Linked DNA regions of Homo sapiens: region 1 is linked to region 2. The links are chromatin loops, found by intact Hi-C in ENCODE. Cell type or tissue: mammary epithelial cell. All regions are shown on one strand. Links, peaks and the distances in the headings refer to the core of each region. The heading gives the core; the rest is flanking DNA.

Region 1 (4,400 bases), core at 158-4,157, 340 kb after region 2:
GTCAACCTTTTTATTTTTTTTAATCTCTTTTTACTTTTCAGGATTTTCTTTTTTTTGAGACGGAGTCTTGCTCTGTTGCCCAGGCTGGAGTGCAGTGGCACGATCTCGGCTCACTGCAACCTCCACCTCCCCGGTTCAAGTGATTCTTCTGCCTCCGCCTCCTCAGTAGCTGGGACTACAGGAGCCCGCCACCATGCCCAGCTAATTTTCGTATTTTTTGTAGAGACAGGGTTTCACCATCTTGGCCAGGATGGTCTAGATCTCCTGACCTCGTGATCTGCCTGCCTCGGCCTCCCAAAGTGCTGGGAATACGGACTTGAGCCACCGCAGCCGGCCGAATTTTTTTTTTTAGGAAAAAAGTAGTAGGCATTTAAAAACAAAACTTGTACATATGGTCAAGGAAGAGCTACACGTTAGTATGATGCCTTGGAAAAAAAGCATAAAACAGCAGCAGGTGACACATATCTAGTTCTTATTATGTGCCAGGCCCTGTCCTAAGAACTTTATCAACTTTTAATTTTCACATAAATTCTCTGAGGTGGTGCCATCACCCTCATTTTGCAGAACCCCCAAGAGGCTGTCATTGGCAGTGTGACCACATCCATCACTACGCTACCTCTCTCTCATGACAACAAAGACTGTGTGTGGCCATCTTCACTGACTCCCAACCCCACCCAGCTAGAGTAGCATAAAGGGCAGGATGGCACCTGGATTACCAAAGAGGCAAGATATTAGAAATAGACAGCAAAAGAATACTTGAAGTGCAACACTACTAAGGTATCAGTGGATGTGGATATAATACATATTTTGACTACATTAGAATAAAAGCTATCATAAAAGCCTTAAGGCAAAGAAACAAAGCCAGTAGCATTGACCTTTTGACATGGAGGTACCAAAACAATCTTTTAATTTTTACATTTTTACTACTGGACCATAATCACATATGATATAGCTGTATATGTAATGAGAATACGCAAACTTTTTGCTTCTGTAGTAGTTGTTAATACCAGTGATTTTTTTGGTTGTCTTTTTCTATACATCCAACATATGGTTTAAAATTTTTGAAAGTATGCTAGGGTCCATTACTCTTCAGAGAATAATTCATCATACAATTTCTTAAACAAAGCCCTTTCACTATTTGAAATGATTAAGTTTACCAAGATTCTACAATAATCTTTCATAAATACAGAATGAAAAGTAAGCTCGTACCTAATAAACATTGCAACCTCGGACTACATGACAAATTACTTCTTTCTCAAGGGAAATTTGAAAAAATTAATTTACTAGTTACCATTCTAATGTTTAATAGATGCACAGATTAGGGCTTTCTACATGGTATAATGTAAAGTGAGCAACTAACTAGAACTCTGGAAATTTATCAGATACTCTGATTTGAGAGATTCATATTTATCAGAAAATCATGACTTACAGCCTAAAAACTAAACTTGTAAATAATATTTTTGTTATGATGTTAAATTTATAAACACATCCCACCAAACTCTGTGAAAGCAGAAAATAAATTATGGGGTATAATAAAACACCCAAGAAGAGGTAAACCTACAGTATTATTTCATGGGCCTAAGGCTGTATGTACTGCATGCTCATCACAGTAAACCTCCTAGCCCAGAACAAACACCTTTCTATTTACATTGAACCAAATTTTTTGTCAAGTGTAATGAGGAGCTGACTTTCACGGGTTTGTGGCTCTTCTCTGATCCCTTATCTTGGTATCTAGAGAGCTAAGGACTGCAGTCATCAGGAGCCTTGCAAGCTGCTCACTGAAGCAGTTTCTGTACCCCCTTGTGGGGCTCCATGTGAATTAACACTCAGCACCTCCTTTCAGATTAGTCTATCAAGGTTATCTAAATATATCACTATGTGGTGGATAATCTTTGTATACTTTAAAGTGTTAATACAAGTAATTCTTCTGCATACAAAATTGTATTTTAATGGTATGAAATAAAGCACAATTTAAGGAGACAAGCTATAAATATGTTGTGAAAAAATTAACGTTAAGTCAAATAAATAAGCTAAGTACAGAGTGAAAATAATTACATTTCCAACTAATTACATTTCCAACTAATTACGATGGAAATAAAACTAATGTCCTTTCTGGCATACTTAAAGATTGATCCATAAACAAATTCACAGAAAGAACGTTAATAAAGTAAATCTGAATTGTCTTCAGTGCACAGGCCTCTCCCGGAAAGCAGACACAGGAAGACTGCACATCTGTGAAGAATATCTCTGGATGGTGTGCACAAACTTACTGGTTGACTTGAATTTCCCAGATTTTATAACTTGGGGCTAAAATAAAGGTAATGTAAGAGGATTAAACAAAGCACTATGGGAGGAAGCTGCGGAAAGTCTTCCCTGAGCAGGGGCACTGGGAACAAGAAGGCCTCTCCCAACAACAGCAGGGGCCTCAAATGGCTGAGACGGGGTGCAGACAGGATGGGAAGGGCAAAACTGAGCAATGAAAATAAAGTGTTCAATGCCAGGATGAGCTTATGCTTTCTTTAGTAAGCAATGTGAACCACTGGTTTTGATGTAAAGTTCATTTAGCAATCATGGATATAAATGTATGGAGGATAGAATTCCAGAGTTTAACTGTAAGATGCTGGATTAGCTCTGAGGGCAGGTAACAGAAGACTAAATTAAAAGTGTGATAGTAGAAACAAAAACGAATTCTAAACATAAGAGATGGGTAATCTAAAATAGCAAGCTGTCCATATCTCTTCAGTTAATAAAACATGTCAAGAACTGCCTATATTGGCAACCATTCGTATGACATCAATGCAACAATATGTTTACACTGAACATCATTTTCCTAATATCACAGCACATCTCTTAACTAACAAAAATCCTAAATGGCAGAATGGGACAATCAATATATCCTTAATTACCTATGTGACCTTGGAAAAGGTTCTAAGACTCAGTTTCCATATTTTTGATATGGGAGTAACCTACCTTTTAGACTTGACATAAAACTAAGAGACAATGGAATAATTCCTACCCCAGGACCTGGTATACAGCATAAACTCAAAGGAAAACTGAATCTGGAATTTATAGCCTGGAATTGAAAACATTTCAAACTGTCATACCAAAGTTGGAATAAAGTGTAAGGTTAGATTTATAAAAGGGTTTATATATTTAAAAAGTTCTCATCTCGGCCAGAGGTTTGGAATTGTAGACTTCTAATAATCTTATAAAGTCACTAAACACTAGTATGTATATATTAGTATCAGAGCAAACTAGTTAAATGTTGGCATGATATTAACCCTCAGATGAGTAAATATAGTCACAGTTAAACCCAGCATAAGAAAAGAAGTTTCATGTTCAAAAACTCTAAGAGCGATCATCCATACACTGACTGTATCTTTTGTTAAGATTTTTAAAAATTGTAATGCTTTCATGTTATATCGTCCCGAAGGAGTGGTTTCTGTTACAGTATCATGAAATATAGTGACATCAAGTATTTCATCTAGTTCTACTGTTTACGTGCTTTTGCTGTCCAAGTGTGTAATGTGAGTGATGGCAGCACTACAAAAGAATGTAGTTTTTAAAAGAAAAAGCTTTGCCCAGCTGCTTGTAATAAAATAACCAAACCTCACAGCAAGGGCTGATTAAGATAAAGATAAATATAGTAACAGATGCATAAGTCTGAAATAGATCTGAGAGAAACTGTTACAGAAGGATATTTCCATGACTGTCCTGATAAGCAATTTTTAGTGATTAAATATGCCTGGGCATATATATCTATTTTTTCATATAAAAGCTATTTATACTGCCTCCTTACAAGTTAGTAGTCATAAAATAATTTTTATTTTCAACTATCAAGTGCTAACTTGGTACACAGCAAAGTGATCATTTAGAAATGACATTTATTATTTATAATCAAAAGTATAATGTGAATTAACTTGGAAACTGTCATCTTTTTTCTCTTTTTCATTTTCAAAAAGCAAGCTAGTTGCTCATGAATTGAGGCTCTATAAGTTACGCAGCTCTATTTTAAAAATACATAAGCTCTAAGTTCTGGCATTTTATCTTCCATTTTATAGGAATTAAATATAATTAAATTTAAATAATGTCATGTAAACATTTTATTTCAGTTATATCTTATCTTAGAAACAACAAAGATTGATCATTTGTAATATATGGAAGTACTTGAAATTGCTTTTGGCTACTCCATTAAATCAGTTAGTGAGGCTTATACTGTAAAACAAATATGCTTCTACCCAGACTGTAGCAATTAAGCTTATGATTTATTTAGTGGCATAAAATAACACTTCATGAAATCTGTCCTAAAATAACATTTGTTAATAAAACCATTAACAAGATTATTCTGAAATATGACATCTTGTAATGAGACAGGAAGTGGGACTGACCTGCTACCCACA
Region 2 (4,400 bases), core at 220-4,219:
GGGCCTGGGCCACCCGCCCTGCCACTCTCTCCTGGGTGACCCCAGCTGCCTGGTCCCTGCCTGCAGGGCGTGGGGAGCATCACCCACGTGTGTAGCCAAGACTTGCTCATCTCTGGCCTGTCGAGATGACCAGGTCACTGCAAGGCAGGTGGGAGAATTCCAGGTGCAAACATTGTACTCGAAGTGTCCTATCCCTCTGCCATTGTTTACCTCTGCCTAGTGGTGTTGGGGCTGAGAAACACTGGCCTGTGAGGATGTCTGAATTCAGAGACTCTGATTCAGCCAATCTCAGCCATGGCTAATTAGCATCAATAAATGTGTCTTATTGTGGGTCTTTCCTGACGACTTTCAAACCAGCCAGTCTGGCAGGACACCATGCCACTTCCCTCCAGAGCAGACCAAGCCCCTGTTTTCTCCCCCAGCCCCAACTTCAAGCCTGCATGGGCCCCAGGGTGCCCATCGTCAGCCAGAGAATCAGGATCTTCCGAGTCACCTGACTTTCATCTCTTAGCAGCTGTATAACATCCTAGATGTCCCCTCATAACCACTCTCCTCGGTGGCTGGGACAGGTGCCCAGAAGTCACCTGGATGGGGGTGGGGGATCTCTCTTAGAAGCCAGATTCCTCCCCCTCCATGCTCGGGAACTGCCCCACCCCATGCAGACTCCATGGGCTTTTCAGGGACAGGACCCATGAAGCTGCCCACATGGAGGCATGGAGCTGTGCTGGGACCCGGGGAGGCCAGGAGGGCAATGCTGGGCTCTGAGACTGCCCTGCTGTCTGCTGAAAAACCTGGTGGTCCCTGTGAAAACAACACCCGACGCCCAACGTGAGACCGTTCCTGGGGAATGGGCAGGTGAAAGGCACAGGTGGGTGTTTCCCAAAGTCCCTGCTCAAAAAACAGTGACAGAATGAGGGTCATATCTGCCCAGGGCCATGTCCCAACCAGCTTCCGCTCCCTGGGGGTCAGACCTGTCTGTGTAGGTTTGTCCAGACAGACTGGTAGAAAGATCAGGCCAGGTCCAGCTGGCATGTTCTGGCTCTGTCCTCTAACCCTGCAAGGCCAGGGTACCCCAAGGTGGGCAGCTATAATCCCAGAGCTGCCCCCACCACACAAGCCCCATGGACGGAGCTGCATCGCTAAGTCCCACTCCACCCATGTTGCCTGGTGCCGTGGGGAGGAGCAAAGGAGATGCTGTCCCTGAAGTCTGACCAGAGCCTGAAGCTGAGGGAAGCCCGGCGTGGCACCACGTCTCCCGCTCCAGTGCCGTCCCTCTGGCCACCAGCCCAGGTCACAGGCATCCAGCAACAACTGCAGCATGGACTCTGGGTCTGTTGGATGTGGGCATGGCTGCTGGCTCACTGCTAAGTCAGGGAAGCACCACGTGGCCCACGCTGTGGGCCCCTCCAAAGCCACTGTGTTCCAGCCCAGTGCCCAGCCCCAAGTACCGTGTTATAATGAGCGGCGACTGACGTGACCCAAGGCAGCCTCCCATCCAGAGCTCCTGGGCCCAGGATGTGAATCTCAATCCCTGATGAGTGCTTATTCCTGAAGCCCCAAGGTAAGACAAGGGACCCTGAGCTCTGGGGTTTCACCGTGTAGACCCCCCAGGGCTGGGGTTTACATAAAGAATGGCCATCCTCAGGGTAGTTCCTCAAGTAAGCAGTAGTGGCAAATACTGCCCACTGCTGCTGCACTCTCTCTCACTTCGGGGGGTTAATTTCCTTGGTTTGGGAATTAAATTGGCTTGCCAATTTTAAAAGGCAAACATTACCAGAAGGACAGAGGGAAGGAAAAAGAAGGGAAAGGACAAGAAGTGGGGGTTGGCCATGGAGCCATGTCCCTGACATGGGGTGGGAAGGCCTGGCCAGAGTGCTGCTCTCCAGGGCAGGAAGGAGGCAGCTTGCAGGGTGCCTCTCCGCACGGGGACGGCCCACTTGGGGCAGACAACTGAGAGTTGGACTGCACAGCAGCTCAGGGCTACTTCTCAAGTGCCCACTAGATGGCAGCCAACACCTGGGCATGAGCTGGTCCCAGCCATCCACCTGGCAGGAAAGGGACAGGCTACCTACCTCCTAGGTTATGCCTATTTTTATGAAAGTGGAAGAGACACCAACTGCATGCACAATTGGAATCGCGTTTCAACAGGTACAGAAATAATGTATTAAGTGATTTATATTCAAAATAAGTGACTGGCAAATGACTGCTCTATTCAGAGAACCCATATCTAATCTTTGAGATCACAGTGTTGTCCAGCAGAGGGGATTGGAATGAGTTTCTCTAACTCCACTTGCTAAAGGTCAGCTTGGTGTGGACTTGTTCTGTTAGTTTGACATTGAAATGCAGTCATTTTGGAGTCTTTGGTCTCCGAAGGTGGGATGTAGCGTGCTTTAGCTAGAAGGGAGCCTTCGCCCAGGCCTGCTAGCCTCCAGCCTGGAGTCCTTGGGCTGTTGGGAACTGAAGGACTCGTCACACTTTTCCCGGAGGCATTCCGGATGACAGGAGTGCTCAGGTTCCCCACCTGGAGCTTGCTAGTCCAGGCTTTGATTAAGGGAGATGTGAAAACAAAGTAATGAATTTATGTACTGCTGAATCAATATGGTGTGGAGGGACCCTACCTTACAGAATGTAGGGTCCAAAGAGGTGACAAAAGAATCTCAGATCTAATCCAGCCTCTGCTTTCCAGGTGAGGACAGTTAATTTTCAAAAATCTGCAATGGACTGAGAGCAGGGATCCCGTCACCACCTGCTCTGAGCTCCACTGTAGTCCCGGCCTAGCCTTCTAGCACCTTCCCAGGGGGGGCGCCATCGGCAGTCTTGAGTAGATCCCACTTCAGGGCTGGCTCACAGCTTTTCTTGATTTCCAGACGTGAAGCAAAGCCAAAGGTGAGCCACTTTCTTGACACATCCAAAAGAAATTTTGAGGAATGTCAAAAGGAGTGACTGGCGGTCCTTCCTGGGTGGTAAGAAGCTATGTATTTCTTTTTTTTCTTTTTCTTTTTTTTTTTTTTTTGAGACTGGGTCTCACTCTGTTGCCCAGGCTAGAGTGCAGTAGTGCGATCTAAGCTCACTGCAACCTCCGCCTCCTGGGTTCAAGCAATTCTCCTGCTCAGTCTCCTGAATAGCTAGGATTACAGGTGCATGCCATCACATCCAACTAATTTTTTATATTTTTGGTAGAGACGGGGTTTCATCACATTGGCCAGGCTGGTCTTGAAATCCTGACCTCGTGATCCGCCCCCGCTCGGCCTCCCAAAGTGCTGGGATTACAGAGAAGCTATGTATTCCTACGCATGTATTCTCACTGCCTTTCAGCTAACTGACAAGGCGGCCTATGGACAGCACCAAACAGAGGTAAGGGACTTACCTGGGCACATTACTGTGAAGCCAAACATGTTGCTCAATATGTCAAATAACCAGCTCCCCATAGTTCTTCTGGGAAGTTCCCATCCATGCCCAGGGAGATGACTCTGGGACATAAACTATACACTCTGAATCAGCCTCCAATCGATGGTGTTGTTTGTCCCATAGCCACGACTCACTGGTCCGGGAATCAGGCAGTGGAAATGGGAGATACACCACTCACCATCACCCCTAGTGAGCCACTGGCAACATTTTTGCTTCCTGTTCCCACAACTTTATGCCCTGCTAGCCTAAATGTCTTAGCTCCAGAGGGAAGAATGCTTCCACCAGGAGATGCAACAATGATTCCATAATTTCTACAACTTCCACAACTTCCAACTGGAAATGAAGACTGTCATCCAGCCATTGTGGGCTCTTCGTGTCTCTGAGTCAACAGGCCAAGAAGAGAATGATATTGCTGGCTGGGGTGATTGATCTTGACTATCAAAGGGAAATTGGATTGCTGCTCCACAATGGAAGTAAGGAAGAGTATGTCTAGAACATAGGAAATTCCTTAGGGCGTCTCTTAGTATTACTATGCCTTGTGATTAAGCTCAATGGAAAATTCAGGAATGAAGGTTTGGGTCACTGCACCAGGTAAAAACTCATAACCACCTGAGGGGCTTGCTGAAGGCAAAGGGAATACAGAATGCGTCGGTGGAATAAAGTGGTTATAGATACTTACTGTGGCCATGTGACCAGTTACAGAAACCAGGACTGTAACTGTTATGAGTACTTTCTCCCTGTTTTGTTAAGAATACATTTGTGTGTATGCAAAGTAAGCAAATATCTTTTTTTCTTTCCTCTCTTATTCCCTTATCCTGTAACACACAATACATTGACTTTATATGAATACTTAAGTATTGTCAATCTTACATTATAGTATTTAAATTATGAGATATCAAGGAGAAGAGTAAACATCACCGAAGGCCCTTGCCTTCTCTTGTGGGGAAGGGATTAGTGAGTTTTGGGTTGTATGCAAGATAGGCAGATAGCAT

What was found. Hi-C counts contacts between places; a loop is a spot of excess contacts. Peaks named below come from ENCODE experiments on the same cell type or tissue, not always from the same donor. Only the 100,000 strongest peaks of a DNase experiment are listed, where the experiment ranks them.
Region 1: a loop joins it to region 2, with 3 times the contacts of the local background. A loop is called at or near these places in 5 of 110 quality-filtered maps.

Annotation. Positions count from the first base shown.
Region 1 is chr9:91,251,929-91,256,328 of GRCh38, forward strand. The region is part of intron 6 of AUH (AU RNA binding methylglutaconyl-CoA hydratase); the gene reads right to left. Among named protein-coding and RNA genes, the nearest start is that of LINC02937, 91 kb to the left of the region's middle. In mammary epithelial cell, for the core only: a CTCF peak has its summit at 1,822 (motif pointing left); no DNase peak of the experiment used is centred there.
Region 2 is chr9:90,913,081-90,917,480 of GRCh38, forward strand. No RefSeq gene overlaps it. Among named protein-coding and RNA genes, the nearest start is that of LINC02957, 82 kb to the right of the region's middle. RefSeq lists a silencer at 1,930-2,079. In mammary epithelial cell, for the core only: CTCF peaks have their summits at 2,004 (motif pointing right) and 2,794; DNase peaks (open chromatin) are centred at 2,011 and 3,491.